2 separate regions of the Homo sapiens genome follow, and region 2 is linked to region 1. A link is a contact called in ENCODE Hi-C data. All regions are on one chromosome and are shown on one strand. Each heading gives the region's core, a stretch centred on a gene start or an enhancer-like site at or near the end of the contact. The rest is flanking DNA. Distances are from core to core; before and after follow the strand shown.

Evidence for each region. A loop is a pair of places that touch in the nucleus more often than their neighbours do. Pooled maps may share reads with other maps.
Region 2: a loop to region 1 is called in a pooled map, with 6 times the contacts of the local background. The contact joins two enhancer-like sites. A Hi-C loop is called at or near these places in 2 of 168 maps with a recorded cell type or tissue (CD8-positive, alpha-beta T cell and ascending aorta) and 6 of 50 pooled maps.

What each region holds. Positions count from the first base shown.
Region 1 is chr2:236,965,650-236,970,140 of GRCh38, forward strand. All of the region lies in intron 1 of COPS8-DT (COPS8 divergent transcript), which reads right to left. Among named protein-coding and RNA genes, the nearest start is that of COPS8-DT, 120 kb to the right of the region's middle. RefSeq lists enhancers at 1-444, 2,457-2,751, 2,981-3,480 and a silencer at 2,457-2,751. Within about 2 kb of position 2,547, at least 4 of the 41 ENCODE cell types and tissues checked have a DNase peak (open chromatin) inside an H3K27ac peak, as active enhancers do; they include CD8-positive, alpha-beta T cell, where a contact is called at or near this core.
Region 2 is chr2:236,544,028-236,548,518 of GRCh38, forward strand. It overlaps a transcript of ACKR3 not described here. Among named protein-coding and RNA genes, the nearest start is that of ACKR3, 24 kb to the right of the region's middle. RefSeq lists enhancers at 1,096-1,225, 2,346-2,395. Within about 2 kb of position 1,929, at least 7 of the 41 ENCODE cell types and tissues checked have a DNase peak (open chromatin) inside an H3K27ac peak, as active enhancers do; they include CD8-positive, alpha-beta T cell, where a contact is called at or near this core.

The sequences.
Region 1 (4,491 bases), core at 1,297-3,796:
AAAAAAGGATCACAGAAGTTTGAGACGCAGCCACCTAGATGGGAGACACACTGACAGCATGATCCCAGCACTCCCAGAGAAAAGAAAAGACCCCAAATGTGGAATATTCGTATTTCCTGTGGGGATTGTGAAGGGAGATCTTGGAATGTGAAAGCAGCCCATTGTTCAAGCTCAGCACAGATCCCAGTGAGGATCTGCATACAGTAGCAACTCAATAAACATTGCATTTGAATGAATGAATGAATGAATGAATGAATGAATGCTGGATCCCACAAAGCTGTCTTTAAATGCATCTCTAAAAAGAGGCTAGAAAGAAAAGTCTTTCACAGTTCAGAGGCCATTGTATCTTACTGTTTCCCCATAACTTGGGCCTTTGTGATCCGACAGAACTTTTAGGTCAATGCTTGCAGTCAAGAGGAAGGTGAGTACCACCTCCTCACTGAGGATACCTTTTTACAATTGGAGGGGTGGCTTCAATAGGCATCCAGTCTGGTACCCATTGTCACTAAGGATGCCTCAATCTTAATTGCATAAAAAAGAAAACAGCTGTGTTTGCAGTCATCTCCCAAAATGCAAATGCTCAATTCTAAATAAATGCTTTCACAGGTTAAGTTGTGCAGTCTTGGGGCTACATCTCACAACTAACCCCTCCCAGCAGATCCTGAGGGACCTTGGGGGTCAGGAACAGATAGGCATCCGTCTCTTTCTCTGGGGTTCCTCCAGAGCTGAGGCTGGTCACATGTGGTACCTGCTCCCCATTTTTTTAGGATAAAATGCTCTGTCTGAGACTGTTAAAAAAACAGTTAACAAACTGTTAAAAAAAACAAAAAACAAAAAACTAGACAGCAGATGATGATTGACCATCCTTCAAATTCCCATCAACATTTGCTATCACAGGACATCAGGAATATTGGTTAATGGTTGGTCAGGCCCCTAGAGAGATGGCCACCAATTAAAGCAAAAGCAGTGACATAAAGAAATTCAACTCATATTATGACCTGTAAGTAGGGTGAATTATTACTAACCTACCCTTCAAGTCACCATTCACTGGTTTTGGGGAAAAATAATTCAATGTTCATTCTATTTTAATAATCAATTCCATCTGATAATTTCAAAAAAATGTTTTGCCTCTTTACTGGAGAAAATCAAAACACTATTTCTGAGATGCACGCCCTCTCTGCCTGGAGTTTGTTCCAAGATGCTCCTCCCACGTGTAAGAGGAGTGATGTTGCTTGTGTGGACCTGTGCTTGGAGGGGTGGGGCTGATGGTCCCTGAGCTTGGAATTTTTGGTGGCTGTGTTGCAGGAAAGGCGGTCTCGATCCAGACCCCAAGAGAGGGTTCTTGGATCTCCAGCAAGAAAGAATTCAGGGCAAGTCCATACAGTAAAGTGAAAGCAAGTTTATTAAGAAAGTTAAGGAATAAAAGAATGGCTACTTCATAGACAGAGCAGCCCCGAAGGCTGCTGGTTGCCCATTTTTATGGTTATTTCTTGATGATATGCCAAACAAGGGGTGGATTATTCATGCCTCCCCTTTTTAGACCATATAGGGTAACTTCCTGTCATTGCCACGACATTTGTAAACTGTCATGTGCTGCTGAGAGTGTAGCAGTGAGCCAACTAGAGGTCACTCTTATCACTATCTTAGTTTTGATGGGTTTGGGCCAGCTTCTTTACTGCAACCTGTTTTATCATCAAGGTCTTTATGACCTGTATTTTGTGCTGACCTCCTGTCTCATCCTGTGACTTAGAATGCCGTAACCATCTGGGAATGCAGCCCAGTAGGTTTCAGCCTCATTGTACCAGCTCCTATTCAAGATGGAGTTCCTCTGGTTCACACACTTCTGACGGCTGGACGATGGCCTCTCTCCTCCTGGCTGATGCTCATCTCAATGGCATTTCCAACTGGCATAGGAGGTGTGAATGGCACAGCCTGGTTGACCAGTGTTGGACAGTGCTCTCATGAGGCATCTTGGAGCATTTGGACAGAGCTGGAGCCTGTCTGAGATGCCGATTCCCATTTTAGGACGTGGGCTCAGGAATGACACTGGCCTGCAGAACCAGCCCCAGCCTCCCAGTCTGCCTGCGCTGCATAAGAGAAAGGTTGTCTTGGGAAAGAGTGATGTAAACATGATCCAGTAAGAAAATGGCAGCATGGGGCACGGAGTGCTGGAGCGCTGGCTGTAGAGTTGTGGTTCTCACTGTGGTCGCTGGAGCATCACTCCACCTCATCTGGGAATTTGTTAGTAATGCAGATTCTCAGGCCCACCCCAGACCCTCTGAATCAGAAACTCTAAGGCGGCGGGGGGGGCCTTGAGTTAACAAGTCCCACAGACGATTCTAACGCAGGCTAAAGTGTGGGAACCACAAAGGCAATCAGCCTTCTTCAGCAGTAACGACCTGGGAACATAGGAACTTGTGGTGAGGGACTTTGCCTCTGATTTTTTTTTTTTTTTTTAGGTTCAGAACCTGTGTTCCATCAGTTTCAGTAACAATGCAGCAATAGGACAAGTTTTGATCAAACACTTTTCTGCTCCCTGTGCTCTGCTGAACGTCACCAAGGTCAGGAAGTGCGTTGTTAAATGCTCACCCTGTGTCTGTTAAAATGTAACCCCCAGGGCCTCAGGCCCCTCCCAGGAAGGAAGATGGGTGACCCCACTGGAGCCTGGCTTTCAGAGAGGTGGGGCCAAACGGAAACCTATAAATCCATTTCCAGAAAGTCCAAAGTCCCCATCTGTTTTAAATGAACATACGTTTTTAGTGACAGAAGACCTCTCCTTGAGCCCAGGGTTGAGAGGGTCAGAAGGAGGAAGGTTTGCTCTGGAAATCTGTGTCCTTCCAAAGCCTGGCTGTCAGCATTTGGGCAGCTCCTGAAGGGCATCTGTCCACCCGAAGCAAGGCTGGCCTGGGGGTCAGGGATCCAGACCTGGTTCCGGAGGGCTCCAGTGCCTTCATTCCTGGGCTGGGCACCCTTCCTGGAACTGGGACCCCTCCGGGTGAGTCAGCCTCACCCATGTCAACTGCATGTCCTGAACCACCTCCCCACTCCTATGGGCCTTCCCATCCCACGGTGCCCATTTGTCCTGGTAAAGACAGACTAGGGCTGCCACTGTGTCTGACTCTGCGTGGTGGAAGGGGCCCACTGCCCTGCAGCATCAGAAAGTTCCTCTTATCTCTCCCAGGTATTGGTGCTTACCTACAATTCTGCTTGCAAAGAAGAACGTTTTGAAAATCAGTTTCTATGCCCCACCTTTTAGACATTTATGGGGCTTTAGAAATAAGGTGCATCTGGCGCTGCAGTGTTACTGCAGAAACTGATTGGGGGAAGGGTTTAGGAAGGAGGAGATGCTGACACCAGAGTACAAACACGAGGTGGCTCTGCCAGTGGAAACCCCTGGATGAATGCCGTTTTCTTACAGATTGTGCCTGATCCTTCTGACCAAATGTGCACATTTGCAAAATACTGGGCTTGAGTCCGATGTGTCTTCTGGGGCCTTCTAATGAGTTAACCTAGTACATTCCCCAAGAGCCCACCCTCCCCGATTTGGCTCCAGGCTCGGGCAGAGGAGACATGCCCTGAGGACTGAATTCAAAGAGTTCATCTTACTGCTCAATTCTCAAGTAACAGAGCCCCCTTCCAGCACCGCAGCCCCTCCAGAGGCCCTGAGCATGCTCTTAGGCTAGCGTGGGTTTGAGTGTGTGTCTGAGCACCAGCTGTGGCTCCCGTAGCTGTGCCTGCCTTACCTGCTTTCCACCTGCCTTGGGCCTCCCGCCCACCCTTCCTGGGTGGGACTATGAGTTGGGACTTGTTGGGACACTAACTAAAAAGAGCTGCTTGCCACAGCCTCATGTCAAAGGACACCCCAAGCACCCTCCCTTCACCCCAACCCCTGTGTGCTCACCACACAGATGGTTGATTTATTAATAGTTCTTCCTCTAAAATGTCCCCTCCATGGAAATTCCACCTCCCTAGAAGACAATGCCTTTCTAAAGCCTGCCCCTCTGCTTTTCAGAGGACGAGATGCACACTGCCTGGGATGAAACCCTAGGATCACAGAATTATTTATTTCACTAAGCATTGAGCCATTGATTATATTAAAACAAAAATACAGACACACACATTTTTAAAGACAAAATTGAGACAACTTCAGCTTCTCGCTGGCTGCCCCCCAGCCACTCCTCCAGCTCCTGGGATCACACACACACATGCACCACCGTTGGGGATAATTTGGTGAAAAATGTCTAAAAGATTCAGGCCGACAGAAACCACAAATGTCAACAGGAACCATCCTCCGTTCTTTACAACTACACTTAGAATGCTAACCACAGACGAGGTCCTCAGGCGCTCTCCCCCCGACCCCTCACCTTTCTCCCCGTCACTCTCTCCAATTTAGTTCTTTCCTGCCTTGGCTCCTATAGGAACCAATAATTACTAGGTCTCCACAGCCTTGACTCTCCTGGAGTGAAAAGTGAGTTCTGGGCGCCATCTCGA
Region 2 (4,491 bases), core at 679-3,178, 420 kb before region 1:
TCACCCAGGCTGGAATGCAGTATGTGATCTCGGCTCACTGCAACCTCTGCCTCCCGGATTCAAGTGATTCTGCTGCCTCAGCCTCCCGAGTAGCTGGAACTACAGGTGCCCACCACCATGCCCGGCTAATTTTTGTATTTTTAGTAGAGATGGGGTTTCACCATATTGGCAAGGCTGGTCTCGAACTCTTGACCTTGTGATCTGCCCTCCTCAGCCTCCCAAAGTGTTGGGATTACAGGCGTGAGCCACCGCGCCCGGAGGGGTTCATATCTTTATAAGGACAAAAAAGGATCCAGGATTCAGAAAGGTTATTACAGCTTCTGTGGATGGGGGGAAGGCATTCAGTTGGGTCAGGGGTCATCGTATGATCAGCTTTGCGTTGTATGCATCATATGCATCGTATGATCAGTGGCTTCCTGTCGGAGCAGGTCGGAGAAAATGACTGCTAGGTCTGGAGGCAGGGAGACCAGTGCCAGGGCTGGGGGGCTGCTGTGCGAGCACAGGCCCTGCAAGGCTGAGGGCTCGTAGCTTGGGTTGGAGAGCTCAGGGCAGGCTGGAGAGATGCCTGAAGGCCTGAGTCGATGGGAATAGGGACGAGCAGATGTTGAAGACGAAGGCAGAATGAAGACGGTCCCCGGGATTCTGGGCTGAGCCCCTGGATGGATGGTGGTCTTGTAACCGAGCTGAGGGAATAAAAGGAAAAGTGGGGTCAGGGGGATAATGACTGGCTCAGACCAGGAATTCGAGGTACCAGGTTTTGTGCTTGGGAGAGAGATGTGGGCTAGATTTGGGAGAAAGTAGAGACACGGAGTGCAGGCAATTGTTTTAGAATCTTAGAAAGTATAACATAATATAGAAGACAGAATATGGAGTTTGTTGGTTTGCTTTTAATTGGGGACACTTGGATATATTTGTAGAAAACTCAGGCCACTAGTTTTCACTCCAAAGAGGAGAACTCTGGTCCACAGGTGGTGGCTGGCAACCAGGGCAGAGCAGAGGTGGGGAAGACACATGGCCCCCAAGGAGCCTGATATCTTGGGGCTGCCGGGCATGCTTGTTCACTATAGTCACTCAGGGTATTCGCCTTCACTGCCCTTGGATTCTGTGGGACACCCCGGGTCCTTTCTGTGCCTTCGTCATCTTTAGAAGCTTCCATGTGGCTGGGAGGGCTTCTGTTTCTAGCAACTGAAGGATGTGAGACAAACGCCCTGACTTCCAGGGGCTCTGTCGCCCAAGGGAGTTTGAGAGTTCGTGCCTGGTGGGCTCACTCACGGGTCTGAAATGCCCCCTCTGCTGGGATCCAGAGCCCTCCTTCTGTCACCCTGCCTAAGAAGACAACACCCAGGCTTTCCGCTTCATTTACCGTCTCAAAGTCACATCACGTAGAAACTCAGGGTTTCTATTTGACATTTCTTCCGCATTTGTGCAGATGTCTGTAGGAAAGACACATGCTACACCCCAGGATCTGGGAGCCAGAGTGCCACAGGCAGCCAATCAATGTTTAGACGATGATGTTCAAGGTATGGCAAGAAGAGTGCACAAAATATTAGGGCTCCGGGGAAGAATGAGTGTATCAAATCGTCAATAAAAGTGTGGCAGACGGACAAAATCAACTTTCAGTGCTGCACTTTACAACTTGGTTATGAAACACTACGATTTCATGGTATATGACACGGAATCTCTTCTATCTGGGGATGTAAAATAAAACCCCTGGGAATATACTTTACAGTTCTTATGGGGAGAGCTCACTGTGTTTTCCAAGCCAAATAAATTTATATTATTAGAAAGAGAAGTCATGTTTATTTATTAAATTATTTGCCTGGTTTAGTGTATCATTGTTGAATTTCACACACCGAAAACATACGGCGTAATGAGAATTGAAAAGCCCCAACTTTAAAGTCTGCGAGAAAGGAAATGAAGTTGTGGACAGCTGTTCTCTGTTTCTCAGCACGACTACAAAGGAGGGGCCACGTTTCACCACTGTAAGTTTTGCTTCCTTTTCAGAGACTCATTGCATGTATTCCTGGAGAAAATACAGGACCACGTTTTGTGAGTTGTGAAGCACCAACGATGCGATGTTTTGCTCCCGTACCAGAATTTTCTTTCTAACGATTCTTGGTCCCAGGAGAAGCTAGATAATTAGCTAAGTTTGTTGAATTTGTGATAGGAAGATGATTTTTTACATCGTTGTAGGCACAATGGGTACTTTGATGACAGGTGTGCCCCTGGGGGAAAAGGACCTCTTTGAGGCCTCCTTCTGGAAGGACGGCTTCTCAGGGCCCACTCACTGACACACACCTCTTGACTTCAGTGATCAATGAAGTTCCCCCTCTGTCTCTCTGAGTCCATCTCTCTCCACAAGGGCAGGGCTAGTTCACATTGTGATTTTTACTACATAGATACTTTTCCACTATAAATTTAATAAAATTTGTTGTCAGTTTTTGGTGGTTATAATGATAAATTAAATTTACAGGTATCAGAGTGTGCTCTGAGATTTAAATTGTAACATCCAAAGATGAGCAGACAGCCAGTCACCGTGGAGAGGGCGCTCAGGCCTGCCAGACGTGACCACCCTCCTGCCTGAAGCTTTACTCACTACAGGAAGAGAGGGTTGGAGAACCTGGGCAGCAGAGAGTGCGCAGAGCACCAGAGGCAAACAGATGTGGGCAGTGCCATCCAGACCCTGCCTGGGGATGGGGAGCCTCGTTCAGGGGACTGGGCGACCCAGCCCACTGGCAGGAAGGGCAAGGAGGCTGTGTTTCCTGTGACCGTTATGCAGGAGGCTCACTTAGCCCACTTCCTTTGCTCTGAATCCACCCCAGTGAAAGCATGTTCTCACTATGTTTTGGCTTCTCTCTAAGAGCTGCCTACAGGGAGAGAAAGGGGCTGGCCTTGGAGGTGGTTGTTCCCACTGTAAATCAATGCAGCATTGGCCCTGTGACTTTTGTCTTCCCCTGAACAGTACATCCTCTCTTGTCGGGCTTCAGCAGCATTGACTCTAGAGTCAGAGAGTTGGAGGTTGGTGGAGACTTCTTATTCCACCTGTCTTAGATGGCATCCATCACCCCTGTCCATAGACACACATTGTCATGATGACAGGTGGTTGTGAGACCTCAGCAATAATGATTCTAGAAACTGCAGAAAACCTAGTACAGTGTGAAGAAGGAAATAAAAGTTGCCCAGAGCCTCTTTATAGAGAGCTAATGACTGTTTACAAATATTATTCTTGTTTTTTTCTTCTTGCTTTTTAACATATTTCAAGTCCTACAGTATAAAAGTGTTAGTATACTTATGGAAGTTCAGGTCCTAACTGAGAAATGTTCTTTAGAGAGGCAAATTTATCTCTAGGCTTATCTGTCAAAGAATGTATATTCTTTATACACAAAAGAATAGGCTCCACAAATATATGTATAAAGTTGGTTTGGATTTACCGACAAGCAGATTATTTTCTTTGTTCACGTTTCCTTCTTGCATATCAGACCATTTTTTTCCTGAGACCATTTTATTCCTTTAAGTAGTGGAACCTTTTGAGAAGTTCCTTTAAGGAAGCTTTGCTGGCAGAAAACTCAATTTTTTGATAGTTAAAATGTTTTTTAAATTTTTGCACTCATTCTTAATAGGTAATTATCCTGGGCTTACAATTCTAGATTGACAGCTGTGATCTTTCATCATGTTAGAGATATGAATCCACTGATTTCTGGCTTCCATTTTTGCAGCTGAAAAGTCATATTTCAATCTAATTGCCTATTCTTTGTGCAGTCTGCCTTTTCTCCAGGCTGCTTTTAAGATCTTCCCTCTTATCTTTCATTCATTTTTTTTTTTTTTACAGCGTATCTGGGTGCTAGCTCTTCCAATGCCTTCTGCCTGAGATTTGTTGTGCTTCCTGAATCTGAGGATTTGTGTCTTTCATCAATTTGGAAAACTCAGAGGAGCCACTTTCCCTGATTGTTGTGTCATCCCATTCTCTGAAGTCTTTCCTTCTGGAATTGCAATTAGACATATCTTCCACATTCCCACTGGCCTTTCCTAGTTTTCATTTCTCCTTCCCATTTCCCATGTCTATGTTTTTTTCTACATTCTAATGTTGCAGTCTGTATCTGATAATTTTAATAACTATAGTTTTACAGGTTTGATCCTGCTGTTTGTTGTTCCTGCTTAATTCTCATAGTATCTTGGGTTTTTTCATGTATTTTATGATTTAATTTTTTTTCTTATGAACTCATGATCAGTGGTATTCAGGGAATGGTTTGAGGCCTAGGTTGAGAATGCCTCTCCCAGAAAGCATGTGTGTTTGTTTCAATCTGGCTACTGCATGAAGGCCTACTTTAAACTGAATTCTTAGCCAAGATATTTTTGGACCACAAAGATGTTATGAAATCAGGCCCTAAACCCACATAAAGTCTGGTATGTTATTTTGAATTCTCAGGGAACATTTTTTCTCCCTCCCACCAGAACCTAGGTTAAGATGGTAAGATTTTCACCATCTCCCTC